3 separate regions of the Homo sapiens genome follow, and all the other regions are linked to region 1. A link is a loop called in an ENCODE intact Hi-C map of the cell type or tissue named here. Cell type or tissue: Caco-2. All regions are shown on one strand. Each heading gives the region's core, and the rest is flanking DNA. Links, peaks and the distances in the headings are about the cores only.

What was found. A loop is a pair of places that touch in the nucleus more often than their neighbours do. Peaks named below come from ENCODE experiments on the same cell type or tissue, not always from the same donor. Only the 100,000 strongest peaks of a DNase experiment are listed, where the experiment ranks them.
Region 2: it touches region 1 in a loop (7-fold over the local background); 4 of 110 quality-filtered maps call a loop at or near these places.
Region 3: a loop joins it to region 1, with 4 times the contacts of the local background. A loop is called at or near these places in 3 of 110 quality-filtered maps.

The regions. Positions count from the first base shown.
Region 1 is chr13:46,487,200-46,497,635 of GRCh38, forward strand. LOC124903171 (a long non-coding RNA gene) reads left to right here and starts at 5,637. Exons shown (of 2, transcript XR_007063786.1): 1 at 5,637-5,761; 2 at 5,844-6,069. It also overlaps the pseudogene COX17P1. In Caco-2, for the core only: a CTCF peak has its summit at 5,910 (motif pointing right); a DNase peak (open chromatin) is centred at 3,181.
Region 2 is chr13:46,757,711-46,768,146 of GRCh38, forward strand. It overlaps LOC107984563 (a long non-coding RNA gene), which reads left to right and starts at 2,448. Exons shown (of 3, transcript XR_001749983.2): 1 at 2,448-2,538; 2 at 3,127-3,224; 3 at 3,791-3,922. In Caco-2, for the core only: a CTCF peak has its summit at 6,487; no DNase peak of the experiment used is centred there; H3K27me3 peaks cover 115 bases.
Region 3 is chr13:46,597,506-46,607,941 of GRCh38, forward strand. The region is part of intron 1 of LRCH1 (leucine rich repeats and calponin homology domain containing 1); the gene reads left to right. Among named protein-coding and RNA genes, the nearest start is that of LRCH1, 50 kb to the left of the region's middle. RefSeq lists an enhancer at 10,357-10,416. In Caco-2, for the core only: a CTCF peak has its summit at 6,024 (motif pointing right); DNase peaks (open chromatin) are centred at 5,895 and 6,866.

The DNA of each region.
Region 1 (10,436 bases), core at 1,268-9,267:
ATTTCAGTGAGCCAAGATCGTGCCATTGCACTTCAGCCTGGGAGACAGAGCGAGACTCTGTCTCAAAAAAAAAAAAAAAAAAAAAAAGTTGAATACGCACATACTATATGATCCAGCTATTTTACTCCTGGATATTTACCCAAGAGAAGGGAAAACACATTGTCTGTGTCAGTTTGTATTGCTACAGCAAAGTACTGTAGCATGAATGGCTTAAACAACAAACATTCATTTCTCACAGTTCTGGAGGCTAGAAAGTCTAAGATCAAAGTACCAGATAATTCAGTGCCTGGTGAGGATCCACTTTCTAGTTCATAGATGGCTGTCTTTTGCCTTCACATGGTAAAAAGAAAGCAAGGAACTCTTAGGGGTTCTTTTTACAAGGGCACTAATCCCATTAATGAGGGCTCCTCCCTCAAGGCCCAATTACCTCCCAAATACCCTACCTCCTAGGACTATCATTTTGGGAATTAGGATTTCAAGACATGAATTTGAGGACACGAACATTTAGTCCATTACACAAATGTTCATACAAAGACATAAATACAAATATTCAAAACAATTTTATTTGTAATAGCCCAAACTGGAGACAACCCAAATGTGCACCAACAGGTGAATGGGTAAACAAACTGTGTTCTATCCATACAATGGAATACTGCTTACAAAAACAAAGCAAAACAATGAATGAGCTATTGATACATTCTCCAACACAGATGACTCTCGGTTTCAAAATAATCAGCCCAAGTGAAAGTGAAAAAAGCCAGACAAAAGAGAGTACATACTCTATGTATTAGTCCATTTTCATACTGCTGTAAAGAAATACCTGAGACTGGGTAATTTATAAAGAAGAGAGGTTTAATTGGCTCATGGTTCTGCAGGCTGTAAGGAAGCATGGCAGCACCTGCTTCTGGGAAGGCAAACTGTCTTACATGGCAGGAGCAGGAGAAAGAGGGAGCAGGAGGTGCTACACACTTTTAAACAACCATATCTCACGATAACTCACTCACTCCCTATCACAAGAGCAGCACCGAGGGGATAGTGCTAACCCATTTATGAGAATTCTGTCCCTATAACCCAATCACCTCCCACCAGGCCCCACCTCCAACACTGGGGATTACAATTCGACATGAGATTTGGGTGGGGACACATATCCAAACCATATCACTGTAGTACTTCACTTACATAAAATTCTACAAAATACAAACTATAGTGACAGAAAGCAGATCAGTTGTTGCCTAAGAAGGAGGGTTCATGACAGGTGGGAAGGAGGGATTACAAAAGAAGAGGAGGAAATTTTAGGATGACAGAAGTTGTTATCTTGATTTTGGTGATCATTTTAGGGTATGTACATATGCTAAAACTTGTCAAACCATACACTTTACATATTTGTATTTAAATATCTTGTTATATGTCAATTGTACTGCCATAAAGCTGTTTTTAAAAAAAAAAATCCCATACACATGTTTAAGTCCTACATTTACTTGATTTAGCTGCAGTGTCTGAGAAAACTGGAAATTTCCTCCTCTTTGAAATGTTCCTCCCCTTCCTTGGCTTCCAGGACCTAATTCCCCTGAGCCCAAGTCTCTTTCTGCCATACCATACAAACGGTAAGAGATTCAGTGTTAGCTGTAAAGATGATTTTCGAGTTCCATCTGTGAATTTTAAGCAGATTGTCTTATTTGTCTATCATCATCTTAAGCAGCTACAATAACCACAGAAAAGCAGGGAAACTTCAAACCAACTTGCAACTTCGAATGTCTCTATCGATGCTTTTGTATTTCCTAGCTCCTGTGACACCAGAAAGGGGGATAGGTTCGCATTTCTGCGTATTTGGTATTTTTTGCATTTATAAATTTACTACCCCAACAGAATTGCAAGACAAAAGATTCTAAGAACCAACTGTGGGCCGGGTGAGGTGGCTTATGCCTGTAATCTCAGCACTTAGGGAGACTGAGGTGGGCGTATCACCCGAGGTCAGGAATTTGAGACCAGCCTGGCCAACATGGTGAAGCCACGTCTCTACTAAAACTACACAAATTAGCCAGGCGTGGTGGTGGGTGCCTGTAACCCCGGCTACTCAGGAGGCTGAGACGGGAAAATCGCTTGAACCCGGGAGGCAGAGGTTGCAGTGAGCCGAGATGGGTCCACTGCACTCCAGCCTGGGCGACAGAACAAGACTCTGTCTCAAAAAAAAAAGAACCAACTGCCAGTTAACTCAAAGGCCTTCCAGTGTGCCCTGCAAACCTGCAGAGACCTAAACGAGTTGATCTCCAGTTGCTCACATGAGCAGTCTCATCCTTCAAACAAGTCTGGTGCACACGGTGGGACTTGGCTGGGCTTTCGCCTCCTTAGATGCAGTGCAGGCAAACATCTCTAGCTGGACTGGAGACCCCCACCTTCACCCTGCTCAGGAAGAAAGGATAAAGGAGCATCTTGGTCATAGTCCTCCTCAGCCCTGCAGCCGCTCACACCAGAAGCATAAAGAAACGGAAAGTCACTGTGCTTCCAGAAAGTTGCTTTGCCTTCCCAGACAACGATTGAGTCACTTTTCTGAGATTTGTTGCCAACTTATTTTTAGTTTGCCCAAGAGTTGCCCAAATATGTTATGACATATGTTTCTTTAATAAGTCACCACATGTGGTTTGAATTTCTTTAAGAGAGGAAAAGAAATCTCCCAGGTGGTGGGTCTGTAGTTTTACCAGGACTCTGAGGCGCAGAGCCAGGAAACACAATCCCAAGTTTCTGCCCAAATGCCCTGAGTCACAATCATCAATGCTTGTAGGAGTCACATGCTTAGCTAGTGACAAGCGCCTGTTTGGAGATTCCCCTGTTTTACTAAATTCGAGGTTGTCCTCAGTAGCCATCTAATTTGGTTACTACCAAGCTTAATTTTTAGTCTTTTTCCAGGAAGCGTTTAGCTCAGTTTCTCTTTCAGATGGTATCAAAAGGGTTAATGCTTCTAAGATGCTTAGTTCAAAGATCTCACTACAAATGTGTTTGTTGACTGCTTCCAAATAAAGATTTAATCCCTTGCTCTGGCAGAAGCAATCCTTTCTATTTCCAGGAAGAAAACAAACACTGTCTGATAGGACTATTGCTTAAAAGCCAGGCAAATCCCACCTGATTAGGATAATGTGTGTGTTAAGATAAAGGAGAAACACCACCACATGCAGCAGTGAAGGGTAGGCGCCAGGCTGTGCTTGGGAAGCTGTGATTGCTATTGGCTCTTTTGGGATACAGAAGTGAGTTGGCCAGAGGGCACTATTAGTTCCCCAATCCGTCAAGGGATATTTGTATCATGAACTGGTATTGAAAGAGATGAAAAGTCAGAGAGTTAAAGCCAGTTACAGGGGTATAAAAGTAATCAAAGGCAATCAGTTCTCCCCCACCCCCACGCTTCCCTTTGGGGTAGATGTTTTCAGAGAACAGCTGCCTCTCAGAAGCAAACAGGCAGAGCTTCCTTTTCCACATTGACAAGAGTCTGAGCCTTGAGCCCCTGACCTTTGGAAATGGGATATATAGAGCATTACAGAAGAGCTTATCTGGAGTGACAGAATTAAAATGACTTCTTAATTTTGAAACCAAGAGAGGGAGAAGGATGAGATGGTCTTGCTGATATGTATAGCACAGTAGGTGCAATCAACTTTAATTTAAAGAAATCGGACGAATTGGCGTTTGCCGAGGCTGGCATAGATTTGGCTGTCTCCGCTCATAGCTGCTTTTGGCGCGAAAGATGCCGGGTCTGGTTGACTCAAACCCTGCCCTGCCTGAGTCTCAGGAGAAGAGGCCGCTGAAGCCCTGCTGCACTTGCCCGGAGACCAAGAAGGCACGCGATGCGTGTATCATCGAGAAAGGAGAAGAACACTGTGGACATCTAATTGAGGCCCACAAGGAATGCATGAGAGCCCTAGGATTTAAAATATGAAATGGTGGTCTGCTGTGTGAATAAATAATTCCTGAAGGATGAAGAAGATTAATTTTGGGAGTTCTTTGATGAACTTTGATATGTGGAAAAAGTATTTATAATTTATTGTAAGAAGAAAGTAAAATATTACTAGTGGAAAAAAAATCATCCATCAAAGACTGTAGCTAATATAAAGAAAAATAAAATAATGTGCAGTGAATTTCACCAGTGTAGACAATTGTCCAGAAAAAGAAAACACAAACTATACTTTGTTTTGTTTGGTTTTTGAGACAGAGTCTTGCTCTGTTGCCCCAGGCTGGAGTGCAGTGTTGTGATATCGGCTCGCTGCAACCTCCACCTCCCGGGTTCAAGAAATTTTCCTGCCTCAGCCTCCAGAGTAGCTGGGATTACAGGTAAGTGCCACCATGCCCAGCTAATTTTTGTATTTTTAGTAGAGACAGCGTTTCACCATGTTGGCCAGGCTGGTCTCAAACTCCTGACCTCAAGTGATCTGCCCATCTTGGCCTCCCAAAGTGCTGGGATTATAGGTGTGAACCACTGCTCCTGGCCGCTACACACAATTTCTTACCTATTTTGTATATGAGGAAATGAAGGCAGAGAGGAGTGAACTGCGTGGCAGAGCATGGATTCCCATGCAGTCTCAAGTGTCCAGATTCCTCCAAAGCACTCTTGCTACTCTGCTGGGCCCATGGGAGTGTGGTTAGTGGTTTTGTTCATTTGTTTTCATGGCATGGGTTTGTTTTTGTTTGTTTTGTTTTGTTTTAGTTGGAAACTGGAAGTGTGGAAGCCTGGTTAGTGATGGCCTCCTGCTGTATGTAAATAATTTTCAACATTTACTAAAATATTTTGTATATGTGTGTGCACGGAGAGCCCACACGTCCAGTGCAGGAATAGAGTTCCCTGCCCAGAGGAAGTACTGCACCACATGATGAACAGTGCATGGGACTGGAGTCAGGGGTCCATATTCCAGTCCGCATGCCATCAATTTTGGGTTGTGTGGCTTAGGGCAAGCAACGTCTCTCTAAGCTCATTTCTTTATCAATACACTGAGTCCTATCATCCTCATATATTTATATGGGAGGAATATCACAGTGCTTTCAGCTCTCTTTAGGTTTCCATTACATTAAGGGGTTAGTTTGACTTACTAAAGCTTTCTAAAAAACATACAGTGGCCATGGAAAATGTATCTTTTTATCTCCTTTTGGTCTAGGGGATCTGCAGACTTCATGGAAGTGATGCTGCCTTTATAGTCTCTGTACCAAATAACAGATCACATAGTGCAGTGAAAAAGGGAGAAGAATCTTGGAGTCCTTGGAGACAACTACTAGTTTTTCACTGTTCTTTGCTTCCATATGATTTTCTGCTTTGCTCTTCAGTTTATAGTAATTCAATCGACATTTACTGCAACTTTGTGCTAAGCATTGGGTGGCTGGGAATATGTAGTTACTTCCTCAAGACCAAAACTCTGTGCTCAAAAGCACAACCATTAGTGACGGATTCGGATAAATACAAAGCAAAGTACAATCAGTTGTCAGCCGTTATAGAGACTGGGAGGAGGTAGAGGCACCAAGAGAGAAATAGACAAATGTTTTTAACCAAGGGGACATGAGGATGAGGAGGACATGAGAGAGAGGAAAATGAAGTTAAATTTGTGGGCTGGATCATGAAGGTCCTTATATGACACATGGATGTGATCTAGCACTATGGAATTATAAAAGGGTTTTAATTCTGATCTCATGTATGTTAATTCTCTTTCTTTAGAGCAACTCCGCAGGACTCAAATACATTCCTGGGTTACCAACAAAGACATCACAACCACCCTGACTACATCTTTGGCAGGTAGGATATTCTGATTTAAAATTGTTTAAAAGCATGGTTAGTATCAGAAGCAATGAGTCTCAAGGAAGCAGTTTTCCTCCAGAGAGAAGCAAGATGCTATTTCCTGGATCCAAATTTCCCAGGACAAAACTTCTTGCATTTCTCTTTTAAAAAATGGAAGACCACAAGAGGGCACCAAACTTCATCTTTCCGGCTGAGAAAACAGCATCTGGGCATTGCAAAGTACAAAATGAAGAGGTGGCCAAAGGAACAAGTTGTTATTGTTTGTCTTTGTTCCCTAATAAAATTAGAAACATATCTTTATATTACTTTGCATGAATGTGAGTATTGATTTATTCTTCAAACTCCAAATCTGGGTTTAAAAACAACAAAACAAAATGATACAGTATTTTCTTTGCAATTGGATTCCCACCCAATATTCAAGGACTGACGAATAAGATAATGAACCATCCTCTTCCTGATACTTGTTTTCAAGGCTGAGCAACCTATAACTGCTGATAGGTGGCTTGTTCATTTATTTATTTATTTATTTATTTGAGATTGATTCTTACTCTGTCACCCAGGCTGGAGTGCAGTGGCACCATCTTGGCTCACTGCAACCTCTGCCTCCCGGGTTCAAGCAATTCTTGTGCCTCAGCCTCTCAAGTAGCTGGGATTACAGGCATGTGCCACCACACCCAACTAATTTTTGTATTTTTAGTAGAGATGGGGTTTCACCATGTTAGCTAGGCTGGTCTCGAACTCCCTACCTCAGGTGATCCGCCCACCTTGGCCTCCCAAAGCCCTGGGAATACAGGCGTGAGCCATTGGACCCAGCCTGTTTATTCCTTTAACAATACTTATTCAGGTTTGGTGATATGCTGGGCAAGTTGCTAGGTGTTAATACAAAGATAAAAAGGCATGGATCTTGGCTGGGTGCTGTGGCTCATGTCTATAATCCCAGCACTTTGGGAGGCCGAGGCGGGTGGATCACCTGAGGTCAGGAGTTCAAGACCAGGCTGGCCAACATGGTGACACTCCGTCTCTACTAAAAATATAGAAAATTTGCCACGTGTGATGGTGCATGTCTGTAATCCCAGCTACTTAGGAGGCTGAGGAAGCAGAATCGCTTGAACCCGGGAGGTGGAGGTTGCTGTGAGCCAAGATTGTGCCATTGTACTCCAGCCTGGCAACAGAGTGAGACTCCATCTCAAAAAAAAAAAAAAAAAAAAAAAAAAAAGACATGGATCTTGGGATCAAGGAGCTTATTGTGAGTAGGGGGTTGGGGAGTCAAGCAGCTGAACAAACAAACAAAAGTGGTCACTGATCTAAGGAAGGCATTTTAATGTTGTAGGAACACCAGAGAATGGCCATGTAACTTATGTATCTCCCATGAAACCTGGGCTGTTAACGCTGTTACGGGAGGAGCAATGGCCTGGGAGCTTAAGGAGCTTAGGTGTTAGTCCTGGCTGGGCCTCCGGCTGTGAGCTTCACCTCCTGGAGCTCAGTTTACTCACCTCTGAATTGACACCATCTTCCCTCCAATCTGTAAAACTTTCTGGCTTCAACATAAAATTGGCCATTTCCATTTCAGTGCAAAGTTTTTTGTTTTTTGTTTATTTTTTATTATGGTGAAATATACATAATGTAAAATTTACCATTTAAACCATCTTAAGTGTACAATTCAGTGGCATTAAGTACTTTCACACTGTTGTGTAGCCATCACCCTCATCCATCACCAGAGCTTTCTATCACCCCAAACTGAAATAACAACTTCATATTCCCCCACCCCTCAGCCCTGACAGCCACCATTCTTCTTTCTGTCTCTATGAATTTGACTACTCTAAGTTCCTCAATAAGTGGAATCATAGAGTAGTTGTCCTTTTGTGTCTAGCTTATTTCACTTAGCATAATGTCTTCAAGGTTGATCCATGTTGTGGGTTGTGTCCACATTTTCTTCCTTTTTATGGTTGAATAATATTCCATTGTATGTGTATGGCAAAGTCATTTTGAAGTGGCTGTTTCAGACCCCACCAATCACATAATGGGAAGAAGGAGAGCCCTAGAAGAGCAAACTTGCTCCCTTCTCTCCAGATCCAGGACAGCCAATTTAGAACTCAGTGTTCAGAGGGCCTTGCTACTTCTGCTGGGGCAGCTCATTCCTTTCACAAGCTATGCTTTAGCTCCTAGTGTCTTAGTCCTTTGGTCTACTATAACAAAGTACCATAACCTAGGTGGCTTATAAACAACAGAAATTTATTTCTCACAGTTCTGGAGGCTAAGAATCCAAGATCAAGGTGCCAGCAGATTTGGTATCTGATAAGGGCCCATTTCCTCATTCCATGGAGGTGTTTTCCAGCTGTGTCCTCACATGGTAAAAGGGGCAAACAAGGTCTCTGGGGCCTCTTTTGTAAGGGCACTAATCCCATTAATGAGGGTTCCCATGACCTAAACACCCCCCAAATTTCCCATCTTCTAAAATCATTACCTTGGGGGTTAGGATTTTAACATGTGAATTTTAGAGGGACACATTCAGACCGTAACAACTACTCATGAAATGGCCCTTCCTTCTTATTTGTTGAGCAGGAATCTTGTCTCTACCTCATAGGAAAGAAAATATTTCATTATCCAAGTGTCCTGAACAGGGAAGACCAAGAAAATAAAGATATACTACTTTCTCTTCTTTACCTGAGAAGGCAGCAAAATAAGATGCCAGGAGCAAAAAAGAGCTGTGTGTTAAGGGTATTTAGAACCTGATTTCTCCATTCATGCAATTTATCACCGACCAGAAAATCAAGTATGGAAAATGTGGTCTTAATTACTACCACGTGAAATTGCTAAGTGATGTGGTTGCGAGGAATTAGACTTCTGGAAGAAGAAGAAAACAAAAAGCCAGTTTGTTCAAATAGAATTTTATGCCTTGCTCAAATGTAGACTAGAGGCATGTAGGTGACCATTGGCTCAAAGCATCGCTGTTGGAAACCAGACAAGGAATATATTGACTTTGAGAACATTTGCCAAACCTACTCACAATAAAATAATATGGTTTCATTTTCAAAGTGCCTCAAATGTGAGACTCTCTTGGAAGTTCACAATGCCTAATTCCCTGTCCTGCTTGAACGCTTTCTACAAGTATAGAGTAAAAAGTAGATTTGGGGTCTGGGCAGGGTTCGCTGCGAGGCTAAAGTATTTCCCATGAAGACTAAAGGACACCATTGATAGAAGGCTTGAGTTTTCCCAGAATTGAAATAGACGAGAAACATAGAATTTCATATTAACACACTCACAATGCATAAAGCTTAAAATAAATCAGGCTGGTCGAATAGAAAACAGATGGCAAGGCTTTTGTCCTTTTTTCTTGAAGGCCAATTTTGTGGTGAAGTGCTCCAGAAATTGTGTGTTGGTTAGATGGGTGTGCAGGCTCTGGAATCTGGTCTTAAACCCCAATTCAATTCAACCTTTCCTAGATATGTAGCCTTGGGCCAGCTAGTTAAATTTTTTGAGGTTCAGTTTTCTGTGAGATGGAGATAATAATATTATCTGTATTACAGGATTTTATAAGAATAAAATGATAAGTACTTTTTTTTTTTTTTTTTAAGACAGAGTCTCACTCCATCACCCAGGTTGGAATGCAGTGGTGTGATCTCGGCTCACTGCAACCTCTGCCTCCCAGGTTCAAGAGATTCTCGTGCCTCAGCCTCCCAAGTAGCTGAAATTACAGGTGTGCCACCACGCCCAGCTAATTTTTGTATTATTAGTAGAGACAGGGTCTCGCCGTGTTGGCCAGGCTGGTCTCCAACTCCTGACCTCAAGTGATCTGCCCTCCTCAGCTTCCCAGAGTGCAGAATTACAGATGTGAGCCACTGTGCCTGGCAGATAAGTACAAATAATTAAACAATAAATATGGACTGGGCACAGTGACTCACACCTGTAACCCAGCACTTTGGGAGGCCAAGGCAGGAGGACTGCTTGGGCCCAGGAGTTCCAGACTAGCCTGGGCCACATAGCAAGGCTCCATCTCTACAGTAAATAAATAAATAAATAAATAAATGAAACTAGCTGGGCATGGTGGCGCACACCTGTGGTCCCAGCTAATCGGGAGGCAGAGGTGGGAGGATGGCTTGAGCCAGGGAGTTTGAGGCTGCAGTGAGTCATGATCACACCACTACACTCCAGCCTGGGTGACGGAGCAAGACCCTGTCTCAACAAAAATTAAATGAAAAAAAAAAACAGGAAAAAAAAAAGTAAAACCTTTGGCATGATGGCGTTGTTATTGTTGTTGTTGTTATTGTTATAATTATTATTAAATATTTTTAGGATTGGATGTTTTTTCTCTTAGCTTACTAATCTCTAAGTAAATACAATAAGGGAGGCAGCATGCTATAGAAAAGAAACCAGTGGTCTCTGCCCATAAGTATCAAGGACCTTAGAGAAAGCATTATGTCTCTCATCTCAAAGCTAAATTTGATCTTCTGTATTATGGTGATGCAGGGTGTATGAACTTTACTCGACAAACTTGGGTATACTGGACACTTATTTTTCTGAAGCCAAGTAAACTCTGACCCTGGGCGCACAAAGGAGGCAAGAAATTTAGTCTTGGTCTTGTTGATAGTCTCCTCCCTCCCCGAGGAACATTTAAGAAGGGGGTCCTTGATCTTTAGTCCATATACTGTGCTGGTGCAAGGTCCTTTGTCCA
Region 2 (10,436 bases), core at 1,528-9,527, 270 kb after region 1:
AGAAAAGAAAGAGAAAGAAAGAAAAAGAAAAGAATGAAAGAGAGAGAGAGAGAAAGAAGAGAGGGACAGGGAGGAAGGGAGGAAGGAAGGGGAAAGAAGGAAAAAGAAAAAAGGAAGGAAGAAAAGAAAGAGAAGAAAGAAAAGGAAGACAGGAAGAAAGAAAAAGAAGAAAAGAAAGAAAGGAAGGAAGAAAGAACTGAGAGAAAATAGCTTAATATTTTCAGACAAACAAAAACGTAATTCACTATCAACACACTTTCACTGAATGATGTATTTCAGGGAGAAGGAAGGTCTAACCGCCCCCCCCACAAAAAAAAAACAGTGGCCAAAAGATAAACATGTAACTATGTGTGCATATCCAAACAAACATTGGCTGTACGTTAATGACATTAATGGCTAATTTAGGGTAGGAGTTGCTGAAAAGCAAAACAAAACAAAAATAGAAAGAAAATGCTGGCCAGTACTACATACAAGATGAAAAGGCTTGATCTCAGTTAAAATATTTCAGTTTCTTGCTATTTTGGAGGAGGGTAGATGCATTGTTGCATTTTCAATCATGTTAAATGTAAATGTTAAAACTTTAATGAAAAGACAAGAGTGTCTATCACTTTCAGATCAGTAAAGAGAAGAATATAAAGTTAGAAAGTCCCTTCCAAAAGTAAGGAAGGATGTAGACTGGGGAGAAGAAGCAGAAGGAACAGAGTAAAGGAAGGGACCCAAATAACAGAGCAGAAATAAACTCAGATACATCAGCAAGCATGATAAATAGCAAGAAACTAGATAGCTGAAAGGCAGATTGGATTTCCAAGAAAAGCAACTATATATTTACAGACACAACGAGATATAAGGGCATAGACTGAAAGTAAAAAGACAGAAAGTGATGCCACACACTAATTTCTGTTTATATATGAATAATAAGAAAGCCCAGCAAACACTTGAGAAAGACTGTCTAAATAAGTAGGCTGGAAATCTGTGTCAGTACAAACCCAGGGCTAAGACAGCTGTGTCCTACCTGTAGATCTTTCTTTTCAGAAGTACGTGTGTTTATGGGCAGAGGATGCTGTCAGGCAGGTCTGGAGCTGAGGATCGCTGCGTGAAGCACAGCGTCATCGAGAATGCAAGACAGTCATCATCTGGATGAAGGTAAAGTGACATTTACTGACAAGGTGAGAGAGGCGATGACACCAAAGTCATGGCAGGCAGTTACCTATAGAAAATCCATCTGACCATTATGCTCTGTGCTTTTTAATGCTGGTTGCAAAGATAAATTGGGTCAGCAACACCCATGATAAGAAGTCACTGAGCATTTAAAGGCAGTGAGCAACATATTGGTACTTGTGAGTCATAAAATGGGGCAAGGTGGGGATGAGACTGGGGAGGAATAGCGGATAGGCTGCCGCTTTCCAATGTGACTAGGAATGCCAAAGTAAATAAAATGGGGTACTTGGCCAATAAACTCTCCTAACAACTTGCTATAGGTTAGATATGGTTTGTTTGGTTCTACCAAGTTTCATGTTGAAATTTCATCCCAGCGCTGGAGGTGGAGCATAGTGGGAGGTGTTTGGATCATGGGAGTGGGTTTCTCATGAATGGCTTGGTGCCATTCTGCCAGGAGTGAGTTCTCACTCTTAGTTCCTGTCACAATTGGTTGTTGAAAAGAGGCTGGCACCTTCCCCCTCTCTCTTGCTTTCACTCTTGGCATGTGATCTCTGCACACAGGCTCCCCTTCACCTTCCACCATAAGTGGAAGCAGCTTGAAGCCCTCACCAGCAGCAGATGCTGACATCATGCTTCATGTAGAACCCCGAGCCAAGTAAACCTCCTTTCTTTATAAATCACCCAGCCTCAGGTATTCCTTTATAACAATGCACACAGACTAAGACACAACTATCGCTTTTCTCTGAGAAAAAAAGGCCAGGCACAGTTTCTCATGCTTATAATCCCAGCACTTTGGGAGACTGAGGGTGATGGATCACTTGAGCCTAGGAGTTTGAGACCAGCCTGAGCAACATGGCAAAACCCCTCCTCTACAAAAACAAACAAACAAAACATACAAAAATTAGCAGGGGCATGGTGGCTCGTGCTGTAGTCCCAGATAGCTGGTGACTACAGCAAGACTGTCTCCAAAAAAAAAAAAAAAAAAAAAAAAAAAATTTGCTGTCCTCTAAGTTGATTTCCACATAGACATCTGCTACAGTCACAAAAGCCAGAGGAAGGGGAAGGGGAGAAGACATGTCTACTGCCTTGGAAGACTCCACACAGCCTCTAGTTAGACTGAATGTGTAGGTGGTGAGGTAACAGAACTCCTTGCCACATAATTTTATTGCTTAACTGGGCAGAACTCTGCTTGAATATTGACTTTGTGCCGTTGGCTTCTTTTCCTGCTTCCTGCTTCAGCTCTTCCAAAGTGTTGTCTCAAATCTCGTTCAGTCTGTCCCCAGCTTGCCTCTTAATTTACAAGGAAAATGAGGGCCTCAGCAGTGAAGTGTCAACTTATTTCCTGTCTTGGAGGAGTAGATGGCACTTCTCCCTCCCAAGGTTAGATGCCAACTCCACAGCCTTGGGAGATTTTATGTTATTTGTTCTCTCTCTCTCTCTTTGTCTCTTGATCTCCTCCTCCACCCTCTCCTCTCCACCTATAGTTTAATTATTCAGCCACAAATTCAAACATTACCAGGCTATAAGAAAGATACTTTTCTTGACTTCATCTTTTCCCTCAAAATACTGTCTAGTTTCTCCTCTCCCTGTTAAGTTCTTTAAAGAGTATTCTATAAGCAATGCTGGAGTGTAAACTTAGAAAGAATAGAGGTCTTGGTTTTGTTTACTACCATATCCTCAAGGCTTAGAACATGGCCTGATATATAATAGGTGCTTGATGAATATTTGTTGAATAAATGAATGGACAAATGCCTTCATTTCTTCTTCTAACCATACCACTTCATTGAAAATACTTTTTGGTCATGGGTCCCACATCTCAGTTGCCAGATCCAATGGCCTCTTTTCAGTCCTTGTTCTATTTGACCTTCCTGTGGCATATGAGATCATTGAAAACTTGCTTCTTGAAAGCCAGTTCTCTCTTAGTACAATTTTTATCTCAATGTTTTTATTTTTCCATCTTCTTCATAGGCTTCTGTTTCTGTGCCCAACCCCTGCCCTCCTGGAAATGAAATGCTTGGCACTCTTCCATCCATGCTGAAGATCTCTGGTGGTGTCCACCAGCCTAGGTAACTTATAACTCTGTATATCTTCACAATGCTAGGTCCATTCTGGGTATCTTCACTTGGATGTCCTATGGGTCCTGCAAATATGTTTAAAATTGACCTCCCTCTGCACCTCCCCAAACTCCTTCTTTATATGCGTTTCCCGGTTCAGTGATTTCATCATCTTCCCAGCCTCCCAAGCTAGACACTGCAGGATGACCACTGATGTGTTCCTGTCCTTTTCAGTCTGTCACTAAGCCCCGCAGATCCTCCCTCAGAAACATCTCTCAGCCCCAGCCTCTCCTCTTTCTCCCTGCTACCTTAGCGCCTGCCCTGATCAGCTCACCCTGGGTAAGTGGTCAATGGCTCATTTGTCACCTTGTCTCCCTCCTCTTCTTCCTCCCTTCTCTGCTGCTACAATAATATTTAGAAAAAGCAAGTCTTATCATGTCTCTTCCCTACTGGAAACATATTCAGCACTTTACTATTACTCACACAATTGATTTTGGTGCTATGCTTGCCCTTCCCAGACTGTTTCCGTCCTACTGCTAACACCCTCTGCTGCAGCCACTCCAGTCTCCTCTTTCCAGGTGCTCCCATGTCTTTGTTCCCTGTGCTACGCCTGCTCCTTGGAATACCCGCTCACCTCTTCTTGACTTTATGAAGTGCTACTGAGCCTTCAAGACTTACGGACAATGTCTCCTTTTTGGTGAGTTTTTTCCCCATCCCCTCCAGATTATTTCTTTCACCTTGGCACCCCTGAAAAAATAATCTGTGTCTGCTTTATGTTCATTTCTCAATAAACCTCTTTTATCGAGCTCGTATTAGACAAATAATAATTTCAATGGGGAAAGAGCATGAAAAGACCCCACAATAGTTCATTTTTCTTACAGGAATCTAAATAAGGGAAGTCATGGATATAAGTGATGAGGAAAACTAAATACAATACCCAATGCTTATCGAGTGGTGTGATGGTTGATTTTAGGTGTTAACTTGACTCGATTAAGGGAGGCCCAGATAACTGGTAAAGCATAATTTCTGGGTGTGTCTGTGAGGCTGCCTCCAGGAGGAGACTGGCATTTGGGTCAGTGAACTGAGTAAACAAAACCTGCCCTCACCAATGAGGGCGGGCACCACCCAATCGGCCAAGGGCTCAGATAGAACAGAAAGGCAGAGGAAAGGTGAATTCTCTGTTTCTCCTGAAGCTGGGGCACTGGCTTCTCCTGTTCTCCTGAACTGCAGGTTCTCCAGCCCTCTGCTAGAACTAGGATAGAAGGAGCGCCAACATAACATCCTTTTACACACATAAGTAAAAGAGAGAAAATGACAATAGGAACTACATGACAATTGGACCCCAAGACTTGCACCTGCAGTCCCCCAGGTTCCCAGTCTCCGGCGTCAGACTGAGAGTGACACCACTGGCTTCCCTGCTTCTCAGGCCTTCAGACTTGGATTGAGCCACACTACCAGCTCCTCTGGTTCTCCAGCTCTCAGATGGCATATCGTGGAACTCCTCAGCCTCCATAATCACATGAGCCAATCTCTCTAACAAATCCCCTGTCATCCATCTCTCTCTCTATATATATCCTATTGATCTTGTTTCTCTGGAGAACCCTGACTAATATGAGTGGCTACTACCTAATTGGCACTGTTCAGGAGGTGTACAAGTAGCAATGCCTGTACATCTTACAAGAACCCTGTGAGATAACATCTACAATCATCCCCATCTCACAGGGAGGTCAGTTGTTCAAGGTCCCATGAATACTAAGTGGCGTAGTTGGGATTCAACTCCTGGAGTTTGTCTTAGAACCCACACTTTTAACGATTATGCTATAACATCTTCCTCTATTTACCAAGTCACTGACCAAATATCTAATAATTAAAAAAAGATGAGTAAATAGCTCAAGGCTTTACTTGGGTTGTTTCATTTGATCCTCTATGACCCTAGGATGTAGGTCCTATTGTCATTATCTCTCTTTTACTTATGTGTGTAAACGATGTTATGGTTATAGCAGAGGTCCCAAAATAATGGGCGCTCTGTTCCACCACCTTCCAAAAACAAGGTGCTTGTTCATCGCAAAGAGGATGCAAATCCCACTTCTGTCCAACAGGCTCTATGAAGAATACAAGAAGAGGTGAGGAGGCCAGAAACTTTCAGAGAAAGATGTTGGAATGCTGTGCATTTGCCCACCTTCCCCTCCCCTGGGAACGAGGAGGGCAGAAGAGAAGAGGTGGGCAAATGCACAGCCTGTGGGGTGGCAGGGCAAAGAGACCAGGCGGGAGGACACAGGTTTCTCCAGATGTGGGCCCTGCAAAAGGGAGCTGCTACCTAAGGCTGCCTTGAACTGTACTGGACAGGAACTTTTTTTTTTTTTTTTTGAGTTGGAGTCTTGCTCTGTTACTCAGGCTGGTACGATCTCAGCTCACTGCAACCTCTGCCTCCCGGGTTCAAGTGATTCTCCTGCCTCAGCCTCCCCAGTAGCTGGGATTACAGCCGTGCACCACCACACCCAGCTAATTTTTGTATTTTCAGTGGAGACGGTTTCACCATGTTGGCCAGGCTGGTGTCAAACTCCTGACCTCAAGTGATCCACCTGCCTTGGCCTCCCAAAGTGCTGGGATTACAGGTGTGAACCACCACACCCGGCCTGGAGAGCACTTCTTGAGGGCTGGATGAAAACAACTGTGACTGCAGCAGAAAGGTTGAGGGAGGATTCGAATGGTGACAAAGCCCTTAGCCTGGTCTTTTTGCCATGATCCAGGTCAGAATGATTACGTAAGGCTGGAATATTTGCAGGATCGTCTTAGAATTCATGCTTGAAAATCAAACAATCATTCCAACATCTGGGATAGCCTCTCTGCATTACGTAGCATGATATGGGCTGGAATATTTTATTTTTATTTTTGAGACAGGGTCTTTTTTTGTTACCCAGGCTGGAGTGCAGTTGTGCAGTCATGGCTCACTGCAGCCTTGATCTCCTGGGCTCAAGCAATCCTCCCACCTCAACCTCCTAGGCAGCTGGGACTATAGGCACACACGACCATACCCAGCTAATTTTTTTTTTCTTCTATTTTTTGTAGAGACAGTGTCTCATGGTTACCCAGGCTGGTCTCAAACTCCTGTTTAAGCAACCCTCCTACCTTAGCCTCCCAAAGTGCTGGGATTGCAGTTGTGAGCCACTGAGCCCGGCCTATTTTACATTTAAAGCAGGGCATGTTCTGTCGTCTGTCAGGTCTTATTTGAATATAACTAAGAAAATGGGTGATTTGCTATTCATCCTAGAAAACTTTTTAAGAGTGCACGGTATATTTATTGTGCTTCTCCTAAAAGAAACACTGGGTGGCAGTGTTTTTACTCAAATGTTTTCAGAAGAGACCCAAAAGGAAAAGGCTTTCCTCTTTAAGGAATATTAATCCCATTGAACCAGCAATGACTAATAAGGCAATCTGCCTTCAATCAACCACGTGAACAGCCTGGGGTCAATATTACAACTCTAAATGCAGGGTTTAAATGCACACACACACACACACACACACACACACACACACACACACACACACACACACAAAATAATACACCCCAAAACCAGAATGCCCAAAATAATATCTAGGATAAATTGGAAAAAAAAAAGTCCCTTGCCTCACCCACTTCCCAGCTCCATGCCTCATTTTTAGGGGTATTTGAATTTTTCTAATAAGCCCAATAAGATGAAAATGTTACTTTATTTGGTTGAGTATACTATTATCATCCAACAAAGAAAGTGCTAGAACTCTATTTTCTTTATGTACTATCACCAGAAAGTGAAGCTCATTAAGTGTCGTTAGAGACAGAAGCTGCCACCTGGTGCCAAAGAGACACAAATGAAATCGAAAATTCACTGGTCATGGATTGGAATCCCAGAGTTGGGCCAAATACAACAACAAATAAAAAAATATATATCTGATAAGCAAAAGACATTTTCTCTTGGACTAGCAGGGCTATGAAAGGATGAGAAATTTACAAACTATGTTCTCTCTTCGAGGAAAATATTTTATTTCTATAGCCAACCATTCTTTGTACTGGCAGAGTAGAAACTAATAGCGCAATAGATAATCTGTGTGTTGGTGCTCACAATGTTGTCTCCTCTCACTTAAAAAGTTGTGGTTTAAAAAGTAAGCTTAAAAAGAAATTTGGGAGGCACATTTGCCACACACACCCATACTATATGACTTTTAATTTATAATTGTATACATTAGCATACCAATATGCTATGTATATTATAAGGCATGCACAAAAATAGAAATTTTAACAGGAGATGATGAAATAAAAATAAATATAGACAGAAGCTCTAATCCTGTCCATTGGATGGTCTTGTGCACCCCTGAAGGACGGCACGGGTCACTTTGAAGTTCAATGGCCCTAATGCATCTAGTCACTAACATCTGGATAAGATGACAGAGATTTCATGTGGGTATCTTGTCTTGCTACACAGCCCTGGGAGTTAGTGTAGGGGTTTTTGTTTATTTACTCTGCTTTCCAGTGAGGAATTGGCCTTTGAAAGATGCAATGACTGGCCTGAAGTACCTTTGGGAGGCAGGACCTTACAAGGGTTTCTTCTCCTGAAAGTCTCATTATTCACACAGTCAGCTATGTTAATTCTATTTTTTTTTTTTAATTCCAATGTGTTTTTGAACCAGAACTTAAGTTCTCAGAAATACAAAGTAAGAAGCATGAAAATGTGTTTCTGGACCTTGGCACAGATGAGTGTAAGCACTGTTCTTTCTGATTTTCAACATTTATTAGTGTTTAAAATTAGTATTTTACAACTGAAAATATACATGAATAACTTTTTCTGTAAAAATGATATAATCCACCAAAAATAAAGCTTTTCTGGCTGTTATTTTCAACTCTGGTGCCCTCCTCCTCTTTCCCAGAAGTAACTCATTATTTCCATTCAGAACTTTTCCCATGAAATATATTTGTACCTATAGCAAAATACATATTGTTTTGATGGCTTGTGAAAATGTAAACAGTGTCAAATTTTTCACCAACTTACTTTGATTCTTAAATATTTGGGGTTGTTTTCGTATTTATTACAAACAAGGCTGCAATGCATGCCTTTACACAGGCCTCCTTTTGTATATCTTTCTCCACAAAGCTACTGAAAAATAATTTGGCAGCACCATTTACAGAAAGGCTCATGTTTTCCTCACTGATTTGAGACATTGCTATTAACATACGCTAAATTTCTGTGTGGGTCTGTGGCAGGACTTTTCTGATGGGATGAACTCTTCTGAGTCCAAACCCGTTTTAATTATCACAGCTTTATAATGTCTTGACAACTGGCAGAGCAATTTGTTCTCTCTCAAGCCGTCTTGGCATATTCTTCCATATAAATTTTATAATTAGCTTGTCAAGCTCCATGAACAACTTTGAGATTTTGATTAAGATTATATTGCATTTGTAGATTAATCTGGGGTATGTTTGTAGCTTTACAATATTGAGAGTTTTATTCCATGAATATGATATTGCTTTCCATTTAAGACTTACTTTATTTGCTAGAGGTATTATACAATTCTGGTTTGAGTTCTTTCTAGGTAGTTTTTTGTTGCTGCTGTGAATAGGATCATTTTAAAATAATTTTTATTAAACATAGACTTATAGAAAAATCACTAATTTTGAGACAGTTATATTGTTTCTAGCCACTTTACGAAACTCTTACTGGTTCTAACACTTTGTCCTCCATTTCGACTGTAGTGGATGCCTCTTTTGTCATGGTCCCCTGTGCTGCTGTGGCCATCGCTGCATCTTTACTTCCCCCCACCACCCCCCCGGCAACCTCTGCCAATGTCTTCTTAGCTACTGCTGTTGCCATCCCCATCACTGGAACACCAACAGTGACATTTCCTTTCTTCATCCGAAACCCCAATTCTTCAGATTACTTGGAGGCTAGGCTTCAAAAATGAAAGCTTAAAAAAAAATCTGGCTGTTTTAATTTTAAAGTGGCTTTCATTGCAGAAGGTCGATAAAACAATGTAATCTGTTACATACTGTATATACCCAGTGTGCCTAAATACAAGACAACCTTGAACATGAGAGGATCTGCATTTTTCTTTTTCTTTTTTTTTATTTTTTGAGATGGAGTCTCGCTCTGTCACCTAGGCTGGAGTGCAGTGGCACGATCTTGGCTCACTGCAACCTCTGCCTCCCGGGTTCAAGCGATTCTTCTGCCTCAGCCTCCTGAGTGGTTGGGATAACAGGTGCACGCCATGATGCCAGGCTAATTTTTGTATTTTTAGTAGAGATGGGGTTTCACCACGTTGGCCAGGCTGGTCTCAAACTCCTGACCTTGTGATCCACCTGCCTCAGCCTCCCAAAGTGCTGGGATTACAGGTGTGAGCCACTGCGCCTGGCCTGGATCTGCATTTTTCTAATGATAACATCCAAAACTTTGGCTAATTCGAATACATTTATACATTTTTAAATATATAATTCATGCCTACTTGTCACAGATTTTATATGTATACTTTAAAAATACTTGAGATATGTCAGCTTGGAAATATTAAATATTCTGTTGTAAGATTTTATGACATGGTTTTATCTAAACTCATTTGCATCGTCAATATCAGTAACATCACTACAGCCATTTTTTTCTGGGGGAGGGGGCAGATAGAGTCTCAGTCCGTTGCTGGAGTGCGGTGGTGCAATCTCAGCTCACTGCAACCTCTGCCTCCCAGGTTCCAACGATTCTCCTGCCTCAGTCTCCTGAGTAGCTGGGATTAAAGGCACCTGCCACCACACCTGGCTAATTTTTGCATTTTTAGTAGAGATGGGGTTTTGCCATGTTGGCCAGGCTGGTCTCAAACTCCTGACCTCAAGTGGTCCACCCACCTCGGCCTGCCAAAGTGCTGGGATAACAGATGTGAGCCACCACGCCTGGCCTACAGCCACTTTTTGCAGCAACTTTTCACATCACCTTCACTTCTAAGTGGTTTGAGATACAATATTACTTGAATTGATAAACGATGTAGCCACTGGAAATTGTATCCCCCAAGATAAGTATTCTTTGCAATAACATCAGGATTTTTAAATTCTTCATGCAGTAGTATATTTATGATCTTCACAGCATAACTACTTAATATACTTTTAATGTAAACCTTATTAAAGTATAACACATATTAAAAAGTTTATAAATCCTAAGTGTATGGCCTGATGAATTTTCAGTGAACATGCTCATGTACCAAGCACCTGGATGA
Region 3 (10,436 bases), core at 1,051-9,050, 110 kb after region 1:
GCCACCACGCCCGGCTAATTTTTATATTTTTAGTAGAGACAGGGTTTCACCATGTCGAACAGGCTGGACTTGAACTCCTGACCTCAGGTGATCCACCAGCCTTGGCCTCCCAAAGTGCTGGGATTACAGGCGTGAACCACCGCGCCTGGCCCTGTCCAGTGTTTTTAAGTGCAAGAAGGCTGTGATGTGCCTTATAGGGAAAAATACATGTGTTAGCTAAGCTTTCTTCAGGCATGGGCTTTAGTGCTGTTGGCTGTGAGTTTAGTGTCAATGAACCAACAACTTAGATCAAATAAGCCATTTTTTTTTTAAAAAACAGAAACACACATAAAATGACGTTATAAGTTGGTTGATGAAAATTTTGTGACCAGAGGCTTGCAGGAACCTAACCCTGTGTTTCCCCCAGAAGCTAAGGATTAGTATTTCCTATGGCGGTGTTCAAGGCAACTTCATAGACAGAACTACCATCATGAATAACAAGGATCACTGTGTGGGCTGAGTGCGGTGGCTCATGCCTGTAATCCCAGCACTTTGGGAGGCCGAGGCAGGCAGATCACCTGAGGTAAGGAGTTCAAGACTAGCCTGGCCAACATGATGAAACCCTGTCTCTACTAAAAATACAAAAATTAGCCGGTCAAGGTGGCGGGCACCCAATAAAATGACAATAGAGTTTAAACTCCATGGTTTCTGAGGCATTTTCTGAGTAAATTGGCATACAGCGTATGTACTCTTTCCTCTAGAAGTTCCAGAAACAACACTATTTCTTTATGTGCAAAATGGCCTCTTTTGAGCAGCCCTGGGGCAGTTTTGTCTGGCCCTCTTGCAGCCAGGGTGCCCCAGTTTAGTGTACAATTGGTATAAAAATAGGCAACACAGGAACTTGCTTGTCTCGGGGGAAAAGACGCTTGCAGATTTATAGAAATTTTACATTTGTATGCATGATATTCTGTAGGTTCAAGAAAAAACAATTCAATTTCAAGATAACATTCTACAGGGTAAATAAAATTTAATTTCAATAAATTTAAGGGGAAAAGTTGTCCATCTTTCTATACTTTCTGTAACTTTTGTAGTTTCACCACTAACAACAACAAAAAAAAAAGAACACAAACAAAATAGCCTTGCTCTGGGTTTTGAGGAAATGGTTTTGCAAGGCTATTTGGTTAGACAATGAATTAGAGTCAGAACTTCCGGGATGGGCTTTCGGTAAGGGAAATGCTTAGGCTGCTGCAAAGCCTGGATTCAACTTACACAGGATCCTTGAGAAGTTGTTCTTCGCATCCAGAACCATGGGCAATGCTCTATGGTATAAAAACCCCGAAGGTAAACACTGTCTGATATATATTTTTTATAATTGCAAAATACACATAAACTTACCATCTTGACTGTTTTTAAGTGTGCAGTTACATATTCACATTGTCGCACAGTCTCCAGAGCTCTTTTCATCTTGCAAAACTGAAACTCTGTACCATTAAATGACTCTTCATCTCCCTCTCTCCAGCTCAGCCCCTGGAAACCACCATTCTGTTTTCCATCTCTATGAATTTGACTACCCTAGGTACCTTATATAAATAGAAGCATAGAGTATTTGTCTTTTTAGTATTGGCTGATTTTACTTAGCATTATATAATGTCCTTAAGGTCCATCCATACTGTAGCAGGTGTCAGAATTTCCTTCCTTCTTAAGGCTGATTAATATTTAATTGCATGTATACACCACATTTTGTTTATCCATTCTTCTGTCAATGAACATTTGGGTTGCTTCCACAATTTGACTATTGTGAATAATGCTGCCATGAACGTGGGTTTGCAAATATCTCTTTGAGACCCTGTTTTCAATTTTTTTTTGTTGTTGTATACTCAGAAGTAGAATTGCTGGATCAGACGGTAACTTTATTTTTAATTTTTTTGAGGATCTGCCATAATGTTTTCCATGGTGGTTCCACCATTTTACATTCCCACCCACAGTACACAGGGGTTCCAGTTTCTCCACATCCTTGCCAACATTTGTTACTTTCATTTTTTTTGGTAGCTGACTGATAATTATGACTAAATAATATTGTTGAAGAACTATTACAATGTCAAGAAATTTTGGCCATCAGTGATAGTCTTATGATTAAACTTAGTAGTATTTTATTATTAAACTTAGTAGCATTTATTAGTAGTAGTTTTATTTCAGAAATATTTGCATTTTCCATGTTTCTAGCCCCTCAATTATGTAGGTAGAAACAAATAATATAGAATCAATTTACCTTATGTTACCTTAGAACTGTGGCCACAGCCTAGTAGGTGCTCAGTTCATTTTTGTTAAATGAATGAATCAATGACCATGAAGACAGTTCAGGTTATTTGTTATGGAGATACGTAATGGGATTGGAAAACATGTAGGGTAAATGTATTAGCCCTCTCCTGTGTTAACTCTTTAGCCCTTTCAAAACTAAAGGTATTTGGCCATGTGCGGTGGCTCACGCCACCGATCTTAATTTTTTTATTTTAAAAATAGCTTACTTAAAAAATAGCTTTGTTGTATTAAAAAATAGCACCCAGCTAATTTTTGTATTTTCAGTAGAGACAGGGTTTCACCATGTTGGCCAGGCTGGTCTTGAACTCCTGGCCTCAGGTGATCCACCCGCCTCAGGCCTCCCATAGTGCTGGGATTACAGGCGTGAGCCACCACACCCGGCCAGGCTTTTTAACATAGTAACATAAACATTTTTATTCTCACAATGTCTTTATGGTTTGGGAATGGTGGCTTCCTGTCTTTCAGAGTCTGGTGTTATTTGTTTTTTTGGTGTGTGCCTTGCAGACACCTGCACTTGAAATCTTTCAGGTATTTTGCAGTCGTTTTCTCAGATGGCTGGATTATTTCAAGCCAAGAATAACAGAGTTAGGGTCAAGACTGTGAACCGTATGGTCAGTCCTTCTAAGGAAGTATTTATTTTTATTCACTTTTGTTTGCCTTTCCTTGGGTCATGGTCCTAATTGCTGTTCCCTTTGGCTGCAGTTATTCAAAACTGAATTTACTGCTGAGCCTAAGACAGTGTTTTTCAAACTTTTAAAATTAAGACACCCAGTAAGAAATATGTTTTACAGTTTTTTTACATCCTGACCAGATTTACACACACACACACACACACACACACACACACACACAGAACCTGAAGTATTTGTTGCAAGTTGCAGATGTTTACAGTTACTGCTAAGGATATGTGTTTCCATTTAATTTACATAAAATACTGTTCATTGAATTGATTTTATGACTCACATTATTTCATCATGCAGTTTAACAAATACTGAGCACTGGTGTCACAGAACTTTGTCGTTCATGCTCTTTAGCAACAGTCAGCTTTTCTGCTCATGACTGATGGCCTATTGCTATGATTCTGTTAGCGCTTTAAAGCAATTTGATTGTCAAAGTCATGTTAGCTCTGGTTGTGTATTCAGTTACTCAGTTTCACCTTTACAGGCAGCTGCTCCTTGGGAAATGGGGCTTGCTGAGCAGGTTGAATGTTCCATAGAATCAGATCTATACTTTGGGGAACTCAGCAGTATGGGAATCACAAGCCAACCCACCCTATCCGTTAAAGGGCTCAGGCCCATTGGTCTCCATTGTCACTTAGACTAGCACAACATCACCTACCTCATGGATGCTTTGAGGGCAGGGCCGGTTTTGTTTTTCTTTTTATTCCTCAGAGCCCGCAGCATGATTCCTTGTGTGGAGAATATGCATCAGCCTTGGCTCTGGTCCTCTCTTCACTGTCCCTCTTCTCCTCCCTACAGAAAACAGCAAAGCATGTATAGAAAGAGATGTGCAGACTGTGTGGAATGACCTGAGGGGTAACTTGCTTAGAGGGTAGAGACTGTTGTGTGTAAAAACTTATGTTTGAGGCAAATTGCAGGAAAAAGTTCTTTAAATGAAGGAAAGATAAGATTATAAGTTTTTTAAAAAGTTGTCTTAATGAATAGAGGAGAATGACTAGTCATTATTTCATAGATCATAGGTACATAGGTGATTTTAAAGGTTGAGTGACTGGTCCCTTGAGGTTAGTTCAATGTCCTCTTGTAATCTGAATTTTTTCATCAAATTCTTTTAAATCCAGGTGGGGCTCAGCTCCCTCTGAAGTATCACAAAACCCTAAATGAATTAGGTTAATAAGACTAATTATATTTCCATAGCAATGTTTAAGTGGCCTGCTGCCCAATCACCTTCCAAGCCCTGCTCTGTTGGGTTTCTTTTTACCCAGTCATGATCACGTAGGACCAGGCTGTTTTTCGTAGGGGGTTATGGAGTCGCAATGCCTGGGGTGTTAGGAATATAGGCTGGGCTTGTATCATAGTACCCACGCCGCTGCCTAACTCTTGATATCCAGTGACTGAGTTGGACTTTGTAGCTGCTTTCTCTTTATTAGGAGAAAAGAGCTTGTTTAATAAACCTAAGAATTAATAGCCTGTGTTCAGTAGTTGGATTTGTAACCTGAATGTTTTTATGTCTACTGACTTGCAACGTTGTCATATAAATTAAAGATCATAGATCCAGCTATGGTTTAAAGGTGACTTCCAGGACATGGATTTGAAAGATCAGAATTTGAATCTCATCTCTTTCCATTCTAGCTTGGTAACCTTGAGGAAACCACTTAACTTCTCTAAGCCTCAAAGGTGTCAAGTAGATTAATGCAACTATGTATAGCTGACCCTGAGGAATTTTTGGTTCCGCTAGAATAAAGCTTGAATTTTTGGACATTAGAAGGATCTTTGAAGATGATGTAGCTTCGTTGTGTAACTGAAGACCAGAGAAATTTAAGTGAGTTTCCTGGAATAGTTTATGCCTCTGCTTCCTGTGTCATGATTACCACCCAGAACACGTGCTTAATTGGGGACAGGTAATCCATTCAGGGTGAAGAACATGGCTTTTGGGTCAGTCTGCAGTGGATCTAAATCAGCCCCCTGCTGTTTACTGTGTCTGTAGTCTAGAAAAAGCTATTTAACTTCTTGCAGATTTAGCCTAACTATGAAATTAAATTGGGGATTTAAAAAAACTCATAGGGACGTGGTGAGGCTTGACTGAGATAAATTTATGCAAAGCTCTTAGCACAATGGCTAGTACCCAGAAAGTGCTCAACATTATTATTATTTCCTAATTGAAGGGCATTGATGATTTAAAATAAAATGGAGGCTGGGTACAGGCTCATGTCTGTAATCCCTACACTTTGGGAGGCCGAGTTGGGTGGAACACTTGAGCCCAGGACTTTGAGACTAGATTGGGCAACATGGTAAAACTCCATCTCTATAAAAAATACACAAATTAGCTGACTGCGGTGGTGCCTGTAGCCCCAGCTACTGAAGAGGCTGAGGTGGGAGGATGGATTGAGCCCCGGAGGTCAGTGCTGCAGTGAACCATGATTGTGCCACTGTGCTCCAGCCTGGGCAACAGAGCAAGACCCGGTCAACAAATACATACATGCATACATACATGCATGCATACATACATACATACATACATACATGTAAATAATTAAATAACTCATTTCTTGTCAGATAAATGGCTGTATCTTTATAATAAGATATCTGTATCCTGTGACTTCATCCTGTAAATAATTTTGTGCCTCTTGTGCTTTCTATGATCTAGGGAGGAGAAAGCTAATTCTTCTTCATTTTATGCACGGAGCAGAGACACGGAGAGCCTCTAATTTATTTCTTCTTGGTGTGGCCCTGTTTTCTGAGCATGGGTGTGTCTGATCCCTGGGGAGAGCAGAGCCACACTGTGGATCTGAGGTGCTGGGAAGCCATCCAGTTTCCTCCTCCTGACCCTGACTCAAGTCTTCCCTGAAATCTCTGTCAGCCCCATTCTCTTTCTGTCAGCCCCATTCTCTTTCTGTCAGCCGCCCTCCTTACATAACCCAAATGGGTTGTTTGCAAAGCTAGTGTCGCTGAGGTGTTCTGTGTACAACAGAAAAGAATCTAGGGAGGATTCCTATGTGTCACTAAAGCCAGTAATTAAGTGGACAACAGGGGGAGCTAACACTGAATGCACCAATAAATTTCAAGACTCCTGCTACCCTAGGTAACCGAGTCAATAGTATTAGAAACCATTTTAAGCATTGGTAGTTTTAAACATGCTGTTTAAAAACAATTTTAAATTTACCTTCACTTTTCTAATTGGATACTTTACTATTCAGAGTACTATGAGATGAGGGTCTCGCTTTGGAGTGCAGGGGACTGATCTTGGCTTACTGCAGCCTCAATCTCCTGGGCTCAAGCGATCCTCCCACCTCAGCCTCCTGAGTAGCTGAGACTATAGGCTCGTGCCACCATAGCTGGCTAATTTTTAATTTTTTTGTAGAGATGGGGTCTCACTATGTTGCCCAGGCTGGTCTTGAACTCCTGGCCTCAAGCAATCCTCCTGCCTTGGCCTTCTAAAATGTTGGCATTATAGGCGTGAGCCACCATGCCCGGCCAAACTTCTTTTGAAATTAGCTTGTTGATTCTTCCTCACCTCCCAGTTGTTTTTGTGCCAGAATTAATTTTTCTCCTTGTATTATAGAATAGTTTGGAGGAGTATTGAAAGAATTAGGGGGTAGAGTTGCCAGATGTAGCAAATAAAAATACAAGACACCCAGTTAAATGTGAATTTCATATAAATAACTACTTTTTTTTTGCTATACATATGTCCCATGCAATATTTGAGACATACTTATACTAAAAGATTGTTAATTATCTGAAATTCAGATCTAACTGGGCATCCTGTATTTTATCTGGCAACCCTAACTGGGGTGGGGATGGTGAGGAGGGCCTTGGATGTGGCCAGAGGAGAGGTGTCAGAGCCTCAGGTGTCTTCTTGTGGGTGACCGAGGTGGCTGCAGCACAGTAGCCTTGCTCCCTGGGTCTGGGGCCTGTGCCTTCTCCCTGTAGTCACTTAGAATAGGATGATGGGGGTGGCTCAAGGCAGTGGAATAAATTAATTCTGAAGGAACACACTGGGCCAGAGTCCTAGAACAGTTTACTTAATGATAGTGTTATTTTAATTTTCAATTGTTTGCCTTTCTTCCCTGTGATACGGAATAAACATGAAATTGTATCTGGAGCGGAGCAGGCAGAACTTACATCTTGTTGGTCTTGTTCTGCCCTCAGCCTCTGATGTTCTACAAGGTTTATCCTTTTGTTTCTTTTTTTATTATCCAAGGAATGAGATATGCCAGAAAAATGTGACAGGTATTTATGAAATGCTTTGAACTAGGTGAGCTTAGAGCATAAGTAATTTTAGGTCATTTATCTCATCACAACACTATCTACAGAGTTTTAACCCTTATCATAAGGAACAGACCATGATGACACTGACATTATCAACATAACGACACACATGCTTTTCTATTCCTAATGCTTTGGTGAGAGAAACTGGGGCATCGGAGAATGTTCTCAGCCATATTTTTGATATGGCCTAAGGTATAATGAACAAAAGCTTAGATGAGAAAAGTCCATCTGATTGATGCCTGGCTAATTGACAGCCAATTATGTCATGGTGCCAGTTCTTAAAGAAATTGACCCATTAATCCCTTTGTGTGGAGAGGCCAGCCAGCAGGCATCTGCTTTCTTAGCATGCAGCAGTACTGAAAAGTTTATTGAAATAATCGTCACCTGTCCTTTCCAAATCTTAATTCTTCTGAGTTTAAACATGTTTTCTCTAAGGAAAGTCGGATTGACATGAAATCACACATGTCTGGAATTATCTCTGAGTCCTTTATAAACAGACCAAGACTTGGAAGGGCACACCTTAGGTTACAGAGTGTTTTCCTGGGCTGGGCTCCAAAGCTTCCTGACTATTGAACAATAATGTGTTCTTTCCATGCTACTTTATATATTTATTTTACAGAAGCCTTGTGCCTTTTATCCGTTCATATCCACTTTGAAAACTTACTTGTGGCCTGCCAGAGCAGAGGTACAAAAAATTCCGGATTATTTTCTGTTTAGAGGCCCCACACAATACAGTATATGTGCTGAAGATGAGGGCACTCCTCCTCCTCCTCCTCCTCCTCCTCCTTCCTATCCTACCCCTTCCTCCACCTCATTTTTCTTCTTCTTTTTTAAAAATAATCATAAGCATGTGTTTTCTTCTCATGTGCTTGTAAATATTTTTGTTGGGGATTCTTGACTGGGATTTCAGAATATCCTGATAGGGAGAAGTTGGGTATTTCTTCATGAGATAAATTCCTTAAGGAGAGATTTGAATAGTTTTGACCTTTGGGTTTTCTTTTCTCTTTCAGTTTTCTTTCTAAAAAATGTTACATTTCTTGGTTATGAGATAAAAACAAACCTATAATTTGTGATAATGGGTGAAAATGTGATTAGAATTCACATTCTAGGTTTAATAATGACAGACTACTTATGAAAGATAAGATGTCAGAGCTGGAAGGCTTCTTAGATATTGTCGGGTTCAATATTCTTTTCTCATTAGAGGAAATGGAGACTCAGAGACATGAAGTGACTTCTCCAAGGTCACACAGTAAGTGAGTGATGAAGCTGGGAGTAGGACCTCTTTTGCCTGACTCCAAACACAGCTTTCCCCAACTATTGAGGAAAAGGACTCAGGACAATTTAACATTTCAAGTCATTGAAATATCCTTTAAATGCTCAAACTCTAATTTTAACCTTATGTGTGTGTGTGTGTGTGTGTGTGTGTGTGTATAAGTCGTTCTAAAGTACTTAACCTTCTGAAATCTTATTTTGACCATGTAGAACACAGTTCGACCTTTTTTCAATCTCATCATTATCAACACTGTTTTGTGAACATGGGTCATTGTGGTTTTAATTCATGGGTGCCCTTGGGCTATTCTGAGTCTATAGGACTTGCCCTTAGTTACATTAACACTCCCACATGACAAAACTCATGAGTGCATGGGGAACTTTTTGATATCCTTCCTCATTGTCAGTTGTCACTTTTTGCTACTTTCAGAGGTGATATTTATAGCATTTCCCCCCTTCTGTGTTGTTCCTACCCACAGGATTTTAACTTACAGAGATGACTGAATGATGACACAGAGGGGACAAGTCCATTGAAATAAGTCTTGTTTTGTTTTGTTTTGTTTTGTTTTTTGGGACAGGGTCTCACTCTGTCGCCCATGCTGGAGTACAGTGGCACAATCTCAGCTCACTGTAGCCTTTGTCTCCCAGGTTCAAGCTATTCTCCCGCCTCAGCCTCCTGAGTAGTTGGACTTACAGGCGTGGGCCACTACGCTCGGCCAATTTTTGTATTTTTAGTAGAGATGGGGTTTCACCATGTTGGCCAGGCTGGTCTCGAACTCCTGACCTCAAGTGATCCTCCTGCCTCGGCTGGTGTGCTAGGATTACAGGTGTGAGCCACAGCACCTGGCAGAAAGAAATTTTTTTTTATTACTCACATTTCCTAAGAGAAGAGGGCATTCCATGCCACACAGGGCCAGGAGGAGAAGCACCTATTTGGGTGAAGAGGAAGAGATGGGAGTCAGGGGAAAGCCGAGGCCAGAGCCTTTACTGGGTTTTTATGGAAAAGGCAAGGCAGACTGGAGGAATCAGCTTGGGGTTGGCTAGGCGCTGGGATGGTCTTTAGTTGTCAGTTCCTGGCCCTGAGAGATTTAGGGCAGGGGAAATGTGGGCTGGGTAACTGAGAGTTAGATAAGGAGGTGGCTCAGCTAGATCACAGAGGAGATGGAAACTACTTGGCTGTTAACTTGCCCTGTAATTGATGGATACCAAATAGCCAAATACAGATTCGGAGAAAATGCAGGACAACTTCCCAGGCTTACTTTGCTGCCATTCATTTTGTGGTGAACCAAAAAACCACTTACACAAACCTGTTGGAAGGGGTCTCTTTTGTGAGTACTGTCAAAGAGAGCTATCTAGAAGAGACCTTTTTTTGTGAGTGGTGAGGTTTAGGCTGAATTTTTATTTTGTTTTGGTGCTTTTCTGTAATTTGGGATTATTAAAAACAAAGACTAGACCTTTTTATAGATAGAAACAAGGCTCTTTTATTTGGAAATACCATGTGCATAAATGATGAATAAATAGAGTCAGTGAGGACCTTCTTGCCCTCATGATTCATTGTTCTTCTCCTTCTCCTTTTTCTCCTTCTCCTTCTCCTTCTCTTTCTCCCCTTCCTCCTCTTCCTTCTTCTTCTTTTTTTTTTTTTAATATGAGACACAGTCTCGCTCTGTTAAACACTTGTATTAGTTTCATTGAAAGTGTAATATAAAATCTGAGGATCTCAGACATCTTAGGAAGATGACTGTCATTTATTATCTATTAACCAGGTGAGCAACTTCCTGGCGAGTGAGGGGTGCGGCAGGGAAGGGTGGAGACGCAAAGGCACAGTTCCCTTTGTAATGGAGAGCTTCAGCTCCTGGGAAGGATCTGCAATGCTTAGTGGGGCTGTTCATCTCTAATATAGTTAATAATTACTGATTTGTATGA